2 separate regions of the Homo sapiens genome follow, and region 1 is linked to region 2. Evidence: chromatin contacts called from ENCODE Hi-C or POLR2A ChIA-PET data. All regions are on one chromosome and are shown on one strand. The core of a region is the stretch at or near the end of the contact, and the rest is flanking DNA. Distances in the headings are between cores, read along the strand shown. Region 1 has its middle 14 kb from the start of DDIT4-AS1. Region 2 has its middle 29 kb from the start of CHST3.

What was found. Hi-C counts contacts between places; a loop is a spot of excess contacts on that map. ChIA-PET counts read pairs that join two places held with the same protein, here RNA polymerase II (POLR2A). Pooled maps may share reads with other maps.
Region 1: a pooled map shows a loop between it and region 2 (2.7-fold over the local background). The contact joins two enhancer-like sites. A Hi-C loop is called at or near these places in 4 of 50 pooled maps. POLR2A ChIA-PET finds 5 or more read pairs at or near these places in 2 of 52 experiments (Panc1 and activated CD4-positive, alpha-beta T cell).

The regions. Positions count from the first base shown.
Region 1 is chr10:72,256,453-72,263,639 of GRCh38, reverse strand. No RefSeq gene overlaps it. Among named protein-coding and RNA genes, the nearest start is that of DDIT4-AS1, 14 kb to the left of the region's middle. RefSeq lists enhancers at 2,168-2,277, 2,298-2,437, 2,732-3,375, 3,488-3,557, 3,588-3,807 and a silencer at 2,608-2,817. Within about 2 kb of position 3,484, at least 38 of the 41 ENCODE cell types and tissues checked have a DNase peak (open chromatin) inside an H3K27ac peak, as active enhancers do.
Region 2 is chr10:71,931,636-71,939,171 of GRCh38, reverse strand. No RefSeq gene overlaps it. Among named protein-coding and RNA genes, the nearest start is that of CHST3, 29 kb to the left of the region's middle. RefSeq lists a silencer at 736-892. Within about 2 kb of position 5,356, at least 2 of the 41 ENCODE cell types and tissues checked have a DNase peak (open chromatin) inside an H3K27ac peak, as active enhancers do.

The DNA.
Region 1 (7,187 bases), core at 2,235-4,734, 330 kb before region 2:
TTTTTGTATTTTCAACAGAGACAGGGTTTCACTACGTTGGCCAGGCTGGTCTCAAACTCTTGACCTCAGGTGATCTGCCCCCTTCAGCCTCCCAAAGTGCTGGGATTACAGGCGTGAACCACCGCACCAGCCTCCTCACAAAGATCATTGACCCTTATGGAGCGCTTCAGGATTCTAAAAACACTTGCACAGGCCTGGCACGGTGGCTCACGCCTGTAATCCCAGCACTTTGGGAGGCCAAGGCAGGCGGATCATGAGGTCAGGAGTTTGAGACCAGCCTGGCCAAAATAGTAAAACCCCATCTCTACTAAAAATAGAAAAAGTTAGCCGTGCGTGCTGGCGGGCGCCGGTAATCCCAGCTACTCGGGAGGCTGAGGCAGGAGAATCGCTTGAACCCGGGAGGTAGAGGTTGCAGTGAGCCTAGATCGCGCCACTAGACTCCAGCCTGGGCAACAGTGTGAAATTCCGTCTCAAAAAAACCAAAACAAACAAAAAAACACACTTCCATATTTTTTAGGGCTTTCATAACTTTTTTTTTTTTTAATTTTGAGATGGAGTCTTGTGTTGCCCAGGCTGGACACGATCGTGGCTCACTGCAACCTGTCTCCTGGATTTAAGCGATTCTCCTGCCTCCGCCTCCTAAGTAGCTGGGATTACAGGTGCCCGCCACCATGCCTGGCTAATATTTGTATTTTTAGTAAAGACAGGGTTTCACCATGTTGGCCAGGCTGGTCTTGAACTCCTGACCTCAGGCGATCTGCTCACCTCGGCCTCCCAAAGTGCTGGGATTACAGGTGTGAGGCACTGCACCCAGCCTTATAACTTTTTGTCTTTTTCCACATGTTCTAAAGGATTTTCATAACTTTGTTAATAAAAATAACAACTGGAGGCTGGGCATGGTGGCTCATGCCTGTAATCTCAGCACTTTGGGAGGCCAAGGTGGGCAGATCACTTGAGTCAAGGAGGTCAAGACCAGCCTGGCCAACATGGTGAAATCCCATCTCTACTAAAGAGACAAAAAGTTAGCTGGACATGGTAGAGTGTATCTGTATTCCCAGCTTCTTGGGAGGCTGAGGTGGGAAAATCACTTGAGCCCAGGGGGCTGAGGTTACAGTGAGCTGAGATTGTGCCACTGCACTCCAGCCTGGGTCAAAAAGCAAGACTCTGTCTCAAAAAAAAAAAAAAAAAAAAAAAAGACTTAGGCTGGGCAGTGGCTCACACCTGTAATTCCAGCACATGATTTGGGAAGCTGAGGCGAGTGGATCACTTGAGGCCAGGAGTTTGAGACCAGCATGGCCAACATAGTGAAACCCTGTCTCTACTAAAAATACAAAATTTACCCAGGTTTGGTGGCATGCACCTGTAATCCCAGCTACCTGGGAGGCTGAGGCAGGAGAATCACTTGAACCCGGGAAGCGGAGGTTGCGGTGAGCCAAGATCGTTCCACTGCACTCCAGCCTGGGTGATAGAGTGAGACGCTATCTCAAACAAAAACGAAACAAACCAACAAAACAAAAATAAAGGCCTGGTATGGTGGCTCACACCTGTAATCCCAGCATAATACTGGCCTGGTACACTGGCTCACACCTGTAATCCCAGCATTTGGGAGGTGGAGATGGGAGGATTGCTTGAATCCAGGAGTTCAAACCAGCCTGGGGCAAGTTGTGAGAACCCCATCTCTACTAAAAATTAAAAAACAACAACTAATATATGTGTGTAGAGTTTGTAGGCAGGACAGACCTCATCAATGTCACTGCACAGGTGAGAAAACTGAGATTCAGATAGGTGCAGTGAGTCACATAGTGTCAGCAAGGCTGGAGCCAGGACTCTACATCTAGGCTCATTTCCTGATCCCAGGCAACCCATACTCTTAGTTGTAAACTAAAAGGGACTGTAAATGCTGGAAAGCGGGGGGTCAATGTTGTAGGGTGGGGTGTAGAACAGTTGGAGTGATCTTCTGTTATCGCTAAGAATATGTTGACCCAAGAGACTTTCTCTAGGTCAGCCCTTGTTTTATCTGATCAGGTTCTTCCTCCCCCTGCAGAATTCAGCAGCACCTAGCAGTGCTGACTCAAATGGCAAGTCCGACTGACACTCGAGGGGTTTCCCTTTAGCTGCCACCCTCAATCCCAGAAGTGACAGTGATTCTGTTACCATATCCCCCTCTGGGATCCTCCCCCTGGGAGCTCTGGGGTCCCATAGGAAGGCCACTCTGGGAATTGCTGCCTGTGAAGAGGGGCCCTTCCCCACCCCAGTTGTCCCGTACGTAATCCACAAAGGGCCAGACGCTGACATAGGCACCCAGGAGCCACTGCTGAATTTTTTATACTTAAAAGTAGCCGCACAGAAACACAAAAACTTTCAGACTCTGCTCCGGGAACTGGTGCACGCAAGAGCTTAACTGATTTCGCCGCGGTCTGCGGTGGCTTGTCTGGGGCCAGCGGGATGGGGGAAGGGAAGACCCCCCACTCAGCTCGCTCTCGCCTCCCTCCACAGCGGAGGTGCGACCTCAAGGGAGCGCTGCCGCCGAGGTGACAGATGCAGAGCAGCTGACTGGGGGAAGGGTCCAATCTCCGTCGACCCCCTACTAGGGGAAGCGGGGGACGTGACTTGGAGAACGTGCGACTGAGGAACGGGAGGGGGATGGAGGGAGAGGGGGAACGGGGAGGAGGGCGGGGCTGGCCCTGGCCCCGCCCACCCTCGGGAGGAAGGAGGCTCCTCCCACTGCCCGGGAGGAGGGCAGCCAGGCCACAGAGATGCTGAGCTCAGCATTTGGGGCCCCGGCGGCTGGGTGGGGGCAGGGCGCAGGGTTGGCGCCTTTCTGGTGAGAGCCCTAGAGAGGAGAGAGGGGGAGGGAGGGAGAGGCCGAGGAGGCCCTCACACCCCTGAGGCTGTAACTCTTCTCCAACCGGGTGGGTCGTGCTAACAAAGCGGTCTCTGTTGGGGAGGGGAAGGCTTCCTGGGTGTGCGCAAACCCTAAGGGATGGGGGAAAGAATGTCTGTGACTCACTACCCTAAACCCTGACTTAGCCCCGAGAACTCACGTCAGAGAGGCCAAGCCTTTGTGCCCTCTGACCCCAGGATTGATTTGGTGGAGGGAGCGCAGGGCTGCCCCTGTAGGGCTGCAGTCCCTACTGCCCTGGCTACCCCAGCTAGTGCAGGAAGGAGTTGTATTTAAGGCAACCTTGAAAAGTGCAGGGGGCATCAGCTTGGGAAGGGAAGCAAGGAAAACCTTTCTACCCACTTGGCACAAAGGGCTACCCAGGCCAGGCGGGTGGGTGGCTATTTTTGAGCTGACCTACATACCTATTTGCCTCTTTATCTTTTTATTATCACACATGGTTATTATGGGAACTTTTCTTCAGCACTTAGTGCAGCTGATGCGTTCGATGAGGGCTGCACAATAAGGTGTGTTGCCTCCCTCGCCAGGAAGTTTTTAAGAGTGTCTGGGCCAGGAAAGAAGGTCATCAGTAGGCCTGCAGCAGCTTCCCCAAGCTCTTGCCACATGGAACAGGATCCTGACCCTGACACCCCCATCCAGAGCTGGTCGCCCTGGAGGCAGATGATGACATTCAGATTTGACAACAGGATCACTGGGTTTTGCTGGGGCCTGAAGCCCCTCAGCCTCTGAGCCTTGTTGCTTGCAGAGGCTGACTCCATAGTCCTACAGCCCCACACTATGGCTTTCCTGCATAGATGGAGCAAGGGATGCTCATCTGCATTTGAGTTGTGGGCAGAACTGGTTTGGGATTTACTGCTCTGATTTTTCTTAAGTAGAAGCAAGGAGAGCCTGGAACTTTCTGTTTATTTTACCTCTGTTCAGCCTCACTAGGACCTCCCTCTCCAAACCTTTTAATAGCTCCCCATTGCCTTTAGAGCCAGTCTGGCTGCTTAGTTCAGCCTCGCAAGCCTCGGGGGCAGGCTCTAGATTCATTTCCCACCCACAGCCCAGAAGGGGAAAAACACATATGGTTCTAATTATATCTGAAACGCTCTTAAATTTTCCATAAAGTACAGTATGCATGGCTTTGTGTATACAACTTTGCATAGTAATATGTATGTAGATATGCAAAATATATACAGCCACATAAGGTGGATCATAAAGAGAACATCAACAAAGGATAAGCATATAATTTACAGTATTTTAATCATGCTAAAGACAGACACATAGACCTGGAAGTGAGACTGGCAGAGGTCACAGCAGATTTTTCTCTTCTCTCATCTGGTGCTCCCACTGGGATAGGAAATCTTTGGCCCTGAGAAAAACGGATGCCTGTACTCCTTAACATGCTCTTTTAAAAAAAAAAAAAAAATTAATTTATTTTTTTGAGGCAGGGTCTTGCTCTGTCCCCCAAGCTGGAGTGCAGTAGTGTGATCTCAGCTCACTGCAACCTCTACCTCCTGGGTTCAAGTGATTCTCCTGTCCCAGCCTCCAAAGTAGCTGGGATTACAGGTGTGTGCCACCCACCTGGCTAATTTTTGTATTTTTAGTAGAGATGGGTTTCACCATGTTGGCCAGGCTGGTCTCAAACTCCTGGCCTCAAGTGATCTGTCTGCCTCAGTCTGCCAAAGTGCTGGGATTGCAGGCATGAGCCACCGTGCCCAGCCATAATTTACCTTTTCCAGATTCCCTGTGCCCGGTGAGATGCCATTTCTGTGGGGTCCCAAGTGGCTTCCCTTCCAGCTTGCTCCTACCTTCACACCAATTACTCTTCTTCAATGCACTTCCCACCTTATAGCTACAGCTCACACTCCCAGCTTGTGTTAAGCTCCAGGTCCTTTGAGAAGCCCTCCTTGAACAGGTTTGGGAACCCTCTTGTTCCCCTGCTGGAGAATTCAGGGTAGCGAGTCCAGGCCAGGCCTGGTGCCTTGGAAGCCTGTGCTCAATCACACAGCTGTGCATGAGTATGAGTTGCTCCCTTCTCCTTCAATAGCTTTTTTTTAGATGGAATCAAACTTTGTCGCCTAGGCTGGAGTGCAGTGGTGCAATCTTGACTTACTGCAGCATCCGCCTCCTGGGTTCAAGTGATTCTTGGTCCTCAACCTCCTGAGTAGCTGGGATTACAGGCACCCGCCACCATGCCCAGCTAATTTTTGTATTTTTAGTAGAGATGGGGTTTCACCATGTTGGCCAGGCTGGTTTCGAACTCCTGACCTCAGGTCATTTGCCCACCTTGGCTTCCCAAAGTGCTGGGATTACAGGCGTGAGCCACCGTGCCCAGCCCAGTAGCTAATATTGAAAGGATCCTATCCTGGGTCTGATGCTCCATCAGATTGTAAACTCTTTCAGAGGTCATATATTTCAAATCTTTTTTTTTTTTTTTTTTTTTTTTTAGACGGAGTTTCGCTCTTGATGCTGAGGTTGAAGTGCAGTGGCTGGATCTCGGCTCACTGCAAACTCCACCTCCTGGGTTCAAACGATTCTCCTGCCTCAGCCTCCGGAGTAGCTGGGATTACAGGCACACACCACCACGCCCAGCTAATTTTTTTGTATTTTTAGTAGAGATAGGGTTTCACCATGCTGGCCAGGCTGGTCTTGAACTCCTGATGTCAGATGATCTGCCTGCCTCAGCCTCCCAAAGTGCTGGGATTACAGGTGTGAGCCACCAAGCCTGGCACATATTTTAAATCTTAAAACAAAAAAAAAATTGTTTTTATTTTTAAAATGTTTGGTAGAGACAGGGTCTCACTATGCTGACCAGGCTGGTCTTGAACTCCTGGTCTCAAGCAATCCTCTTGCCTTGGCCTCCCAATATATGTATTGTAAGTCTTTTTTTTTTTTTTTTTTTGAGATGGAGTCTCACTCTATCACCGAGGCTTGAGTGTAGTGGCACAATCTTGACTCACCGCAACTTCCACCTCCCGGGTTCAAGTGATTCTCCTGTCTCAGCATCCCGAGTAGCTGGAATTACAGGCACGTGCCACCATGCCCATCTAATTTTTGTATTTTTAGTAGAGACAGGGGTTTCACCATGTTGGCCAAGCTGGTCTCAAGCTCCTGGTCCCTAATAATCCAACTACCTCAGCCTCCCAAAGTGCTGGGATTACAGTCATGAGCCACCGCACCCAGCTGTCTTATATAAATCTTTAAATACCCTCTGCCACCACCACTATAATTCCCCCCAACACACCCACACACACCCCTGTCCCAGTGTTGGGATATATACAGTATATACTCAACAAGTGTTTGACCCAGAATTGAATGGAACTGGAGCCCACATGTGACTCAAGGTCAGTGTGGAATCAGCAAGAAATCTCCCTGACCCCTCCCAGGCGGTGGGGAACTCTACTCCCTCTGAACTCAGCCAGCACTTATTATTGTCACAGAAAGTTAAAACTGAAAGGGGGATTCCCCTTCTTGTACATTTGAGGAGAATAAAGGGGAAGTGTCCAGAATCTGGTTCCAGTGTGGGAACCAGATCCCACAGTCTGCTGGTATCTCTCCACTGCAGCTTGTTACCTCTTCAGAGGGGGCTTCCCCGGTTGCCTGCAATCCCTTCTTCTCTCCTGCTGTTTCCTTTCAAACCACTAATTCCCTTTGTAATCATTCATTCATCTATCTCTGTGGATGTCCAATGCCTGACTTTCCCAATACACTGCAAGCTCTAAGAGGCCAGGGTTTGTATCTATTTTGTCCTGGATCTCCTGGTGCCCTGCACAAAAAGCCCAGCCCACAGAGTTTCCAATAATAATATATGAAAAAAAAAAAAAAGAATGAGGCCAGGCGTGGTGGCTCACACCTGTAATCCCAGCACTTTGGGAGGCAGAGGTGGGTGAATCACCTGAGGTCAGGAGTTCAAGACCAGCCTGGCCAACATGGCAAAACCCTGTCTCTACTAAAAAAATACAAAAATTATCTGGGCGTGGTGGTGCACACCTGTAATCCCAGTTACTTGGGAGGCTGAGGCAGGAGAATCGCTTCAACCTGGGAGGCAGAGGTTGCGGTGAGCCAAGATCGTTCCACTGCACTCCAGCCTGGGTGAGAGAGTGAGACTGTGTCTCAAAAAAAAAAAAAAAAAAAAAAGAATGAGTATCCGTATGGCCTGCGAACCTCCATACATTTCCCCAGGGCAGTGCTGAGACTGGCTCAGAAAGTGCTGAGTTGACGTGTCTGGAGAGTTCCTTGCCAGGAGCTCCAAGGCAACACCTGGTCTTGAGCAGCTTAAGGTATATGGGGGCAATAGACA
Region 2 (7,536 bases), core at 4,107-6,606:
CCTTTGCTCTGTATGGCATTAACTGAGATCATGCACTCTGCTTCGGTCAGCTGGGCTGGGCTGGGCTAGAAAGTCCAAGAAAGCTTCACTCACATGTATAGCACCTTGTTGTTTCTTAATATGGCCTCTATGGCTCAAGCTATGTGACTACCTTGGGTTTCCTCACAACATGGTGGTTTCAGAGGAGACAGACTTCTTGTATCGGCTAGCTTGCAAGAGGGAGAAATGTAAGCTGCCCATCCTCTTAAGGCAGGAAGTTGCTGAGCCATATCAGGATCTAGGGCAAATCCTCTTTTCTAGGCCAGGAAAAGCCAGTTAGGCAGTGACTCAGGGAGGAATCCTAGGGGCAAAAGAGGAGGAGGGAGAGGAAGAACACAAAGAGGCTCCCCCCAGACAGAGGTCAGAGGGTTCAGAGGTTCAGTAGCCTAGAGTACTTCCTTTGCCTCTAATATCTTTAGCCTAGGAGCTCATTTAAAGAAATCAAGGGGTGGAGAGGAAGGAAAATGTCACTGACTTAGCACAAAGTGCCAGGAGCTCTTTCACATCAACTCTGTGAAAAAAGCCATTACTATCTGCTTGAAAAGAAGAGGTAGCAGAGGACCTGTGAGCACACTCATGCTACATGTTTTGGATTAATGAACATATTTGCTTCTTTATTTCAGTGAATATCTTTTGGGCCAGGACTCTGCTTGGGAACACAAGGATGAATGATGTCTTAGTCAGCTATTGCTGCCATGATGCCATGTAACAAACATCCTCCAAATCTTGGTGGTTTACAACACCAAATATTTATTTTCCTCATTCACAGGTCAGTGGGTCTGCAGGCTTCTGTTGCAGACCAGGAGTTGGCTGGCGCTAGGACCAGGCTTTAGGTTGAGTTCAAGTCTACTCATATCTCCACACTCTACTTGGCCCAGTGGCTACCCTGGGATATGTTCTTCTCAAGAGAGATCACAGGAGTATGAATACAGGAGATGGGCCAAACCACACTGGCACAATGAAGACTTCTGCTTATATCATTGGCCAAAGCAAATCCCATACCCAAATCTAAAGTCACTGAGGCAGAGATGTGTATTCTGCCCACTGTGAAGCCATGATATGGCATAGCTGGATAATTAATGATGATAAGTCAGGAAGGGAGTGAAAAATTGAGAGCAATGATCCAGTCTGCTCCAAGTGATGAGGCACAAGCTTTGCTTGTACTCAGAGAGCTTACAGTCTAGTGGGGGGATTCATAAAGCAACAATTACAATGCAATAAGGCAAGTGCAATGAGGAGGCATAGGTGGGTGGCATGGGAGTGTGTGTGTGCACATGAATGCATATATATACATGTGCATGCAGGCAAGTCCCTGCAGCCATCTGGACATCTAGAAAGACTTTCTAGAGAAGGAGATGCCTAAGGTATAAGTGCAAAAGGGTAAAATAAGGACAAGCTCTTAGTTGAAATGGAGAGAAGTGGGTAGGGGAGGGAGGAAGGGCATTACAGGCCTTGAAGACTGTGTGAGCCAAGGCAGGAGGCCAGGAGCAGGGTGGTATGTGCAGGGAAAATGAGAAGCAGTTTTCTGTCACTGGAACATGCAGGGGGAGGGAGTAGGCATGAGGAGAAGAGAGGCAGAGGTTGGCAGGACCCAGCCACGGGGGGCTTTCTAATGCTCTGGACGTCTTCCTTTATCCCCCTGATCTCTTCTCATGTCCTACTCCATTTCTGTTGCTCGTAGCATAATACCTGAAACTGGATAATTCGTAAAGAAAAGAAATTTATTTTTTACGGTTATGGAGGCTGAGAAGTCCAAGGTGAGGGGCTGCATTTGGTGAGGGCCTTTTTGCTAGCAGAGACTCCCTTCAGTCTTGAGGTGGTGCAGGGCATCACACAGCAAAGAGGCTGAGTGTGCTGGCTCAGATCTCTTTTCTTCTTATAAAGCCACCATCCCACATCCATGATAACTCATTAGTCCATTCATCCATTAATCCATTAATGGGCGGAGACCTCATGACCCAATCACCTCTTAAAGGCCTCTCAGTACTGTCACTTTGGGGATTAAATTTAAACATGAGTTTTGGAGAGGACAAACATTCAACCATAGCACCGTAATTGCTCCACTTTGCTCCACGTCCTGGGTAGCTGACCTGTGTGGGCTGTCTCCAGAGCCTATCTTATTCTGGGAAGATGAAAGATAGCAGAATGTAGTTTTTGCCTTTCTCCATATTCCCCCTGTGATGGACTCAATTGTGCCCCCCACCTCCAATTCATATGTTGAAGCCTTAACTCCCAGAGAGACTATATTTGGAGAAAAGGCCTACTGCTATGGTTTTGAATATATGTGTGTCTCCAAAATTTATGTTGGAATTTAACCCCCAAAATAATGATATGGGCCAGACGCGGTGGCTCACATCTGTAATCCAGCACTTTGGGAGGCCAAGGTGGTGGATGGTTTGAGGTCAGGAGTTCAAGACCAGCCTGGCCAATATGGTGAAATCCTGTCTCTACTAAAAATACAAAAATTAGCTGGGCGTGGTGGTGCTCCTGTAGTTTCAGCTACTCAGGAGGCTGAGGCATGAGAATGGCTTGAACCTGGGGGGTGGAGTTTGCAGAGAGCCGAGATGGCACCATTGCACTCCAGCCTGGGCCACAGAGCAAGACTCTGTCTCAAACAAACAAACAAACCAAAAAAAAAAAAAAAACAAAAACCCAAAACAAAGGAATGATATGAAGAGGTCTGGCCTTTGGGAGGTGATTAGGCCAAGAGGGCTCCACCCTCATAAATAAGATTAACACCCTTATAAAAGAGGCTTCAGAAAGCTTCCTGGCCCTTCCATCTGCTCCACCATGTGAGGACACAGCAAGAGGCACCATCTTGAAAGCATACACCGGGCCTACACCAGACACCAGATTTACTGGTGCCTCAATCTTGGACTACTCAACCTTTAGAACTGTGAGAAAAAAAATTGCTATTCTTTATAAATTACTTAGTCTCACCCACAGAATGGGAGAAAATCTTTGCAAACTATGCATCCGGCAAAGGACTAGTGTCCAGAATCTATAAGGAACTCAAACAAATTAGCAAGAAAAAAAAACAAATATTCCCATCAAAAAGTGGGCTAAGGACATGTATAGATAATCCTCAAAAGAAGATATACAAATGGCCAACAAACATAGGAAAAAATGCTCAACATCACTAATTATCAGGAAAATGCAAATCAAAACCACAATGTGACAATATCACCTTACTCCTGCAAGAACAGCCATAATTTTTAAAATAAGAAAATAATTGATGTCGGTGTGGATGTGGTGAAAAGGGAACACTTTTACACTGCTGGTGGGAATGTAAACTAGTACAACCACTATGGAAAACAGTGTGAAGATTCCTTAAAGAACTAAAAGTAGATCTACCATTTGATCCAGGAATCCCACTACTGGGTATCTACCCAGAGGAAAAGAAGTCATATGAAAAAGATGCTTGCACATGCATGTTTATATTGTATATTATGATAGCAGCACAATTTGAAATTACAAAAATATGGCACCAGGGCCATGTGCAGTGGCTCATGCCTGTAATCCCAGCACTTTGGCATTGGTGAGGGGATTGCTTGAGCTCAGGGGTTTGAGACTAGCCTGGGCAACATAGCAAGACCTCATCTCTACTAAACAAACAAACAAACAAAAAAAAAAAAAAAAGAAAAGAAAGAACGAAAAAGATGGATCAATTCAAGCTACATAAAAATCAAAACTTCTGCTTGGTCACGAACAACAATAATAACAAAAATATGAAACCAGCCCAAATGCCCATCAATCAATAAGTGGATAAAGAAAATGTGGTATATATATGTTGAAATATATATATATACACACACACACACACATATACACACACACACACATATATATATACACACACGTATAACTCAGCCATGAAAAAGAATGAAATAATGGCATTTGCAAAAACCTGGATAGAGTTGGAGACTATTATTCTAACTGAAGTAACTCAGGTATGGAAAACCAAACATCATATATTCTCACTCATAAGTGGGAGCTAAGCTATGAGGACGCAAAGGCATAAGAATGATACAATGGACTTTGAAAACTTGGCGGGTGGTGGGGAAGGATGGAAGTGGGGTGAGAGATAAAAGACTACACATTGGGCCATCCTGGCTAACATGGTGAAGCCCCATCTCTACTAAAAATACAAAAGAAATTAGCTGGTCGTGGTGGCACATGCCTGTGATCCTAGCTACTCGGGAGGCTGAGGCAGAAGAATGGCTTGAACCTGGGAGGTGGAGCTTGCAGTGAGCTGAGATTGTGCCCCTGTACTCCAGCCTGGGCGACAGAGCGAGACTCTGTCTCAGGAAGAAACAACAACAACAAAAAACGCTACACATTGGGTACAGTGTACACTGCTTGGGTAATGGGTGCACCAAAATCTCAGAAATCACCACTAAAGAACTTATCTGGGGCTGGGCACAGAGGCTCACACCTGTAATCCCAGCACTTTGGGAGGCCGAGGGGGGTGGATCACGAGGTCAAGAGATCGAGACCATCCTGGCCAACGTGGTGAAACCCCATCTCTACTAAAAATACAAAAATTAGTTGGGCGTGGTGGCATGCACCTGTAGTCCCAGCTATTCAGGAGGCTGAGGCATGAGAATTGCTTGAACCTAGGAGGCAGAGGTTGCAGTGAGTGGAGATCGCTGCACTGCACTCCCGCCAGGCAACAGAGCGAGACTCTGTCTCAAAAAAAAAAAAAAAAAAAAAGGACTTATCCATGCAACCAAACACCACCTGTTCCCCAAAAACCTATTGAAATAAAAATAAATTAATAAAAAAAACTAGTCTTAGCTGTTTTTTTTTCTTTTTCTTTTTCTCATTGCCAGTGGAGGGAAATAGTCTTGGGTGTTTTTGTTCTTGTTTTTTTCTTACAGCAGCACAAATGAAACAAGATAGACCTTTATGGAGATTTAAAGGTCTAAATTACAATTAACTGAGGCCATAAGGGTGGGGCCCTAATCCAATAGGACTGGTGTCCTCATAAGAAGAAGACACAGCATACACCAGATATCTTCCTTTCTCTGCACCTGCACAGAGGAAAGTCTATGTGAGAACACAGCAAGAAGGTGGCTGTCTATAAGCTGGAAGAGAGGCCTCACCAGGAACCAAACTAATGGCACCTGATGTTGGACTTCCAGCCTCCAGAAAATAAGTTGCCATTGTGTAAGTCTGTTATGGCAGACCTAGTAGAATAATACACCCCAAATGAAAACAAAAGTAGGATTTTAAAAACCCCAGATCTACAGATCATATCCACAACAAAACTAGGTGACGGGTTAAACCCACAAGCTTAAGGTGCAGGTGGGTGGGGAAAAACCACAGCAGTTACAAAGGCTTCTTGCACCAAACAGTCAAGTTGTGAAGGCAAAGGAAAATTTCTTGAAGGAAATCAAAAGAGCTGCTCCAGTGAACACACAAATGATAAGAAAGCACAACAGTCTTGCTGATATGGAGAAAGTTTCTGAGTGGTATAGACAGAAGATCAAGCCAGCCATAACATTCCCTTAAGCCAAAGCCTAATGCAGAGCAAGGCCCCAACTATCTTCAATTCTATGAAGGCTGAGAGAGACGAGGAAGCTGCAGAAAAGTTGGAAGCTGGCAGAAGTGGGTTCATGGGGTTTAAGGAAATATGTCATATACATAACATAAAACCTGCAGAAAGTTATTCAGAAGATCCAGCTAAGGTCATTGATGAAGGTGGCTACACTAAACAACAGGTGTTTTAATGGAGACGACACAGCCTTACGTGGGAAGAAGAGGCCATCTAGGACTTTCACAGCTAGAGAGGAGAAGTCAGTGCCTGGCTTCAAAGCTTCAAGCGACAGGCTGACTCTCTTGTTAGGGGCAGCAGGTGACTTTAAGTTGTTAGGGGAAGCTGGTGACTTTAAGTTAAAGCCAATGCTCATTGACCATTCCAAAAGTCCTAGAGCCCTTAAAAATTATGCTAAATCAGCTGGGTGCGGTGGCTCACGCCTGTAATCCCAGCACTTTGAGAAGCTGAGGCGGTTGGATCACCTGAGGTCAGGAGTTCAAAACCAGCCTGGCCAACATGGTGAAACCCCATCTCTACTAAAAATACAAAAATTAGCCAGGTGCGGTGGTGGGCGCCTGTAATCCCAGCTACTTGGGAGGCTAAGGCAGGAGAATTGCTTGAACCTGGGAGGCGGAGGTTACAGTGAGCCGAGATTGCACCATTGCACTCCAGCCTGGGCGACAGAGTGAGACTCTGCCTCAAAAAAAAAAAAAAAAAAAAAAAAAAAAAACTAAATCTAGACTATATCAGATTATTATTGAAGTGGGGAAAAAAAAAGAATTATGCTAGGTTCACTCTGCCTGTGCTCTATAAAAAAAAAACTTGCACAACAGCTTATCTGTTCATTGAATATTTTCAGCCAACTGTTGAGACCTACTGCTCAGAAAAAATATTTTTTTTCAAAATATCACTGCTTACTGACAATGCATCTAGTCACCCATGGGCTCTGATGGAGATGTACAAGGAGATGAATGTTGTTTCCATGCCTGCAAACACAACATCCATTCTGTGGCCCATGGATCAAGGAGTAATTTCAACTTTCAAGCCTTCTTCTCCTTAAGTAATGCATTTCATAAGGCTATAGCTGCCACAGATAGTGATTCCTCTGATGGATCTGGGCAAAGTAAATTGAAAATTTTCTGGAAAGGAGTCACCATTCTAGATGCCATTAAGGCTGTTCAGGATTCATGGGAGGAGGTGAAAATATCAACATGAAGAGGAGTTTGGAAGAAATGGACCCCAACCCTCATAGATGACTGAGGGGGTTCAAGACTTCAGGAGGGAAAAAAACTTGCAGATCTGGTGGAAATAGCAAGAGAGCTAGAATTAGAAGCGGAGCCTGAAGACAGGATTGAATTGCAGCAATCTCATGAAGCTTGGACGGATGCGGAGCTGCTTCTATGGATAAATCAACTTAAGTGGTTTCTTAAGGTGGCATCTACTCCCAGGGAAGATGCTGTGAACATTGTTGAAATGACAACAAAGGATTCAGAATATTCCATAAACTCTGTTGATAAAGCAGCAGGAGGGTTAGAGAGGATTGACTCCAATTTTTAAAGAAATTCTACTGTGCGTAAAATGCTATCAAATAGCATCACATGCTACAGAGAAATCTTTCCTGAGCTGAAGAGTCAATTACTATGGCAAACTTTACGGTTATCTTATTTTAAGAAATTGCCACAGCCTCCCCAGCCTTCAGCAACCACCACCCTGATCAGTCAGCAGCCATCAATATCAAGGCAAGACCCTCCATCAATAAAAACATATGACTCACTGAAGACTCAGGTGATTGTAAACATTTTTTAACGTAAAGTTTTGTGGGATTTCTTTTTGAGACAGAGTCTTGCTCTGTTGCCCAGGCTGGAGTGGAGTGGAGTGATCATGGCTCACTGCAGACTTGACTTTCTGGGGCTTAAGTGATCCTCCCACCTCAACTTCCCAAGTGGCTGGGACTACAG